2 separate regions of the Homo sapiens genome follow, and region 1 is linked to region 2. Evidence: chromatin loops called from intact Hi-C (ENCODE). Cell type or tissue: left ventricle myocardium inferior. All regions are shown on one strand.

The links. Peaks named below come from ENCODE experiments on the same cell type or tissue, not always from the same donor. Only the 100,000 strongest peaks of a DNase experiment are listed, where the experiment ranks them.
Region 1: it touches region 2 in a loop (5-fold over the local background); 1 of 110 quality-filtered maps calls a loop at or near these places.

The regions. Positions count from the first base shown.
Region 1 is chr3:16,831,425-16,833,924 of GRCh38, forward strand. No RefSeq gene overlaps it. Among named protein-coding and RNA genes, the nearest start is that of PLCL2, 52 kb to the right of the region's middle. In left ventricle myocardium inferior, no CTCF peak of the experiment used is centred here; no DNase peak of the experiment used is centred here; H3K27ac peaks cover 526 bases.
Region 2 is chr3:16,671,181-16,673,680 of GRCh38, forward strand. No RefSeq gene overlaps it. Among named protein-coding and RNA genes, the nearest start is that of PLCL2UT, 52 kb to the right of the region's middle. RefSeq lists an enhancer at 1-906. In left ventricle myocardium inferior, no CTCF peak of the experiment used is centred here; no DNase peak of the experiment used is centred here.

The DNA.
Region 1 (2,500 bases), 160 kb after region 2:
AGATATAGTGTAGATTAGTGGTAGCTTAGGCCTGAGCTTAAGGCTGGAGTGAATTTGAGAGTAATAGCTATAGGGGACAGGGTTTCTTTCTGAGGGGACAAAAATGTTCTATAATTGATTGTGGTGATGTGTGCACAACTGTGAATATACTAAGATACCATTGAACTGTGTGCTTTTAAAATGGGTGACTTTTATAGTAGATGAATTATATAAATATAAAGCTGTTATAAAAAGAGAGAGAGAGAAAAAAAAGGAAGAAAGAAAGAAAAAAGAGGGAGGGAGGGAGGGAGGGAGAAAGGGAGGAAACATGTCAGGATCAGAATTTGCAGGAAGTACCAGCAGCTTGAAAGAAGAAACAAAGGGGGTGACAAGGGTAGAGAAGAGGGGACTCTTTCAAAGGGGGAATATGCATCTTAAAGGCCTCTTTAATAGGGTGATGTGTATGTCAGTTGAGACTTTCAGGAAGGGAAGAAATGAACCATATGGATATCTGGAGAAAAAGAGTTCTGGGCAGAGCAAAGGCCCCTTGGCAAGCATGTGAGTGGTGCATTTGAAGAGCAGCATGGAGATGTAGGTGGCAGAGGCAGAATGAGTGAGCGAGGCAGGGAGCATGATGTCTAAGGAGCAGGCGGGGGCCGGATAATGTGGGGCTGGCAGAGCCCCATTGGGATGACTTCAGATTTTTACTGAGTAAAATGGAGAGTAATTGCAGGGGTTTGAGCAGATAACATGCCCCGATTTCCCATTTACAAAGACCAAAATATACTGCAGTGTGGCAAATAGGCTGTGAGGGATGGAGTGTGAGGGAAGTGGTAAAGCCAGGGAGGATGCCATTGGCACAGTTCAGGTGAGATGGCTTTCTGTCTCTATGCTGTGCTTTAGTTTCTCTCTTATAATTAAGGAGACAATAGAAATAGAAATTTAGTAGAAACAGAACCTACAGTCTGAAAATAGCACACACCACTTAAAAGCAAAATTTCCTGGAAAAGTGTGGACAAATGGCCATCATCCACAGTGCATAAAAATGTTTGCTTCCAATTTAACACTCTGCATGATGTTAATTAATGGCATAAGTACGTGTTTGATGTCTTTCTCCCACGTTAGGCTGAAAGCTTCACAATGGTCTGAACCATGTCCATTGTGTTCTGGAACATTGTGCTAAATCCCTGGTGTCTAGAACAGGGTCTGACACAAAATACATCCTCAAAAAAACCCAAAACAAAACTCATTGAATGAATCAATTAACGAGCCGTTGTCAATCATCTTGTCCCTAGTTATTTCAATGTGTGCTGAAGGCAGTAGGTGACCACCAAGCATCTGTGTCCTCCTCTATATTTCCCAGCCTTCCTTGCAGTTAGCTATGGCCATGTGACTGTTGCTGGCCAGCAAAAAGTGAACAGAAACAAGTACTAAGATGGTAGCTGGAGTGTATTCTGCATCATTCGATTCTCTTGTGAGATGGTCTTGCAGGCTACAGATTCTAGATGGCAGAGCCTACAAGATGGAGTAGGACAACCTGACCTATGTAAGATTTAACAAGAGTTAGAAACAAATGTTTTTTCAGTTTGGCCAATGAGATTTTTCTTTTGTGGCAGTAAATACTATTGCTTTAACATATTATGTTTTTTCCCCCCATTTTCCGAGTACAAGCCTTTGTAGTATACTCCAAACTGCTGGATTATTTTGGATAATGACAGTTGGAAATTGCCTGCTGCTTCTCAAGTTTAATTTTCCTTTCCACTGTCTCCTTCTTACAGGGCAAGACGTTAATGCTTTTCAAATATTCTCATCACATTTGAAATCACGACAGTAGCAGAGTGGCATATTTCATAATTTCTATAAGGCACTCAGTGTAGTTGGACCCAAGGCCCTGGTGATAATAATGGAAGCAACCTAGTCCAGTTCTAAAAAATAGGGCTGGACATCCTCTCATAATTTTTCCAACAATTGGAGGTGAAAGTGTGAAGTCTTCATTCAGCTGGGAAAGGGGTTGGCAGATGTTTGGAAGAGATGAGCATTGGCTGAGCTCCATTGTAAATGTTCTCGACTTGATTTGTTCACTTCATCTCTTTATTCTGCCCACTCAACTCCATTCTCAATTTCTTGTTACCCAGAAAGTAGTCTGTGGGATCTAGTTATTAGGATAACTAATGTTTTATGTTTTATTTTTAACACTAAGCCAGCAAATCCACTATTTTTACCTATTATATCTGGAATAAAAGAACACAATTATAAGTTCAATAAAAATAGTTTATTTTAGTAAGAGAAGGAACATGCAGACAGGATAGAATTCACCCCCAAGAGTATTTAGAGTTCTACGTCAATCTTTTCATCTACTATTTACCCTGTACTGACCCAAGTACCATATACAGCTTTTCAATAGTAATTGCAATTAACATTTGTTAAAACTTGCATACCTCCTCCTCTGCACAGAGCAATTCACTCAAATAGTTCCTAAGGGACAAGTGGTTCCTGGAATCAGCTGAAAGTGGAAGTAGTG
Region 2 (2,500 bases):
CAAACCAACAGGACAATTTGCTGAGGCCTGGAAGCACCTCCTCCAGAGAATCCCTGATTGCCCACAATTTGGTCAAGACCTAAAGTTTATTTTGCTGTATAATTTCCTTTTTTTTGGAGTTTACTTGCTTCCAACACAAGGAAGGCAAGTTTTTCCTGCTTCCATGACAATGGCAAGCAGGTTACTCCTTTATGGAGTTTGAGCTTGCTTCCAACAGGGAAGATGAATATTTTTTTTTCCTGCATCTAGAATGGTAGAGAACAGTCTTCAGCCTGAGATCCATCCCTAGGTAAGTAAATGAATTGGGGTTTGCCTCGGACAAAGTTAAGATTAACAACCATCTGGTCTTAATTTCTCATTACCATTAGAGTGCTCAGTAATTGTATAAATTGTGCAATCCTTTGTTTTTTCACTTAACTGTTTTTGTTGTCGTTCTTTGTTTCTGTTTTTGTTGTTGTTTCTTTGTTTCTGCTTTTGTTGTTGTTTCATCTTTTTCCAATTGAGTTTGACCAGCTCTATCCAACTTGATCAAATCTGAAGCAAAGTTCCAAATCATGGGGAACAAAGCTTCTGAAGTGGCTGAATTCCACACACACAAAAAGGTGGTATGGTTGGGGGAAAAAATGGCCAGCAAAAAGAAAAAGAAAAAGGAAAGATTTTTAATTTTGACTACTTAAGGTGCTTTATTTACATAACAAGGCCACCTTTGTGCTAGCCAGGCCAAACTGAAAAAACAACGGCTATTGCCCCATGCTGCAGTTCCCTTGCTAAGCATTCTGCCTTTTTTTTTTTTTTTTCCCACCATGACAGCCTGGGTTTGGTTCCTAAATCAAGCCCTTTCTGGTTTGATACTTGGTACTTCTGAAATAGCAGCAATTTGCCCTAGCTGAAATATGGTAATGAGATTTTAAATGATCTTTTTAAAGGAGCTCAATGGTTAAAAGTCAGCTTAATTAAAAGCTGACATCCAAGACGCATGTGCATATGTGTACATGTGTGTGTTGGTATTTAAAAGGCCTTCATGTTGTTGTTTGTTTTTTCTCTCCTCGGACTTTGTCTATTTTTTGAGCAAAAGTTTTTTTCTCCTCCGTTGACTGAATTCTGTTTTCTTCATTTATTTCTGCTGTCTCTCCTTTCTCTTGCACCTTCTGTTGCATGAGGGACCTAAAATAGCTTATAATAGCTGGGGTTCCTTAAAGAAAATGGAGAAGGTGCCAGACTCCCTTTTGGGGAGAAATCTCTATTTCTCCTTATGGAATCCTAAGAGTGTAAATAGACAAGTTTGTCTCAGCTCTTAAACTGCTTGGCTTTTGTATTGTGTTACCTGATTTTTGACTAAAATAGTTATTGCAACAGAGGCTTTTCTTGGGTTTTTAAGGAAGAGTGTAGTTTAGACACTTAGAAATGCCTTTGCTTTTAAAAAAATTTTTTTTAAGTGTGCTGTAAAAACAACACATGCCTCATAATAATTCTCCCCTTGGGAAACCCAGGATTCAGTATGGGCTCTGCCCAGAGCTCAGAGATCCATTTAAAAGAAAGGTAGTCCCTATCTAAATAAAATTGGTCTCCTTATACAGTCCTACAATAGATTTCCATAACTTTATGTTTGATTTGGCATCCATCTTTAGTATCCCTCTAGCACACCAGACTTTTTCTCTCCATACCTTATAATGTAAATTTTGCTATTTGATTTTCACCTGAGTTGTTTCCTTTAATCTGCAAATGTAAGGCTATTTAGCTGACAACTGCCCAGGATTGTGAAACAGGTTATCAAGAATCTGAAAGTCCAAGATAGGAAAAAAAAGAAAAGGTTTCTATGTATCTATAAGATGTACTTCTATTGGCATGCCTAATATGTCTATATATTTATGTGTTGTCTACACAGTGTTTTAGTACTGAAAATATATATTAAAAAAACTCTAATTAATTGGCTTAAAGAAAAATAAAAGTACTTAAATCAAATACTTTATCAGAAAAGGAAAGACTAGTCAAATGCTTTTTCAAGTTTACATGACTTAAGTAAAATCTTTATAAATAAGCTAGCTTTAAAATGATTGGTAAAGTAACATCAAAAATGTCTTAAGAATTGCCAGCACACATTTTTGTTTGCATATATTGATCAAGCAATTTCATACTCATCTCTGCCAAATACTATACGGGTCAAAATTTGGCATAGGTGTTATAAAACTATAAACCCACCCCAAAACAGAATGATCTTTGCTTGTGTAATCTTTAATAAATAAGACATTGGCATTGGTTTAATACAAATAGCTACATCTTGAATTTAGTAAGATTACCATAACTTCTAATCTTGTGGTTTTAGACAGTCTAGTCCACAGGCAATGAGGTTTGTTTTGGGAAAGGACTTTTATCATCTTTATTTCAAAGCTAAACTATCAACTAATTTCCTCCCAAAGTTAGTTTGGCTGTTGTCCAGGAATGAACAAGGACAGCTTGGAGGTTAAAAACAAGATGGAGCCAATTAGGTCAAAATTTTTTC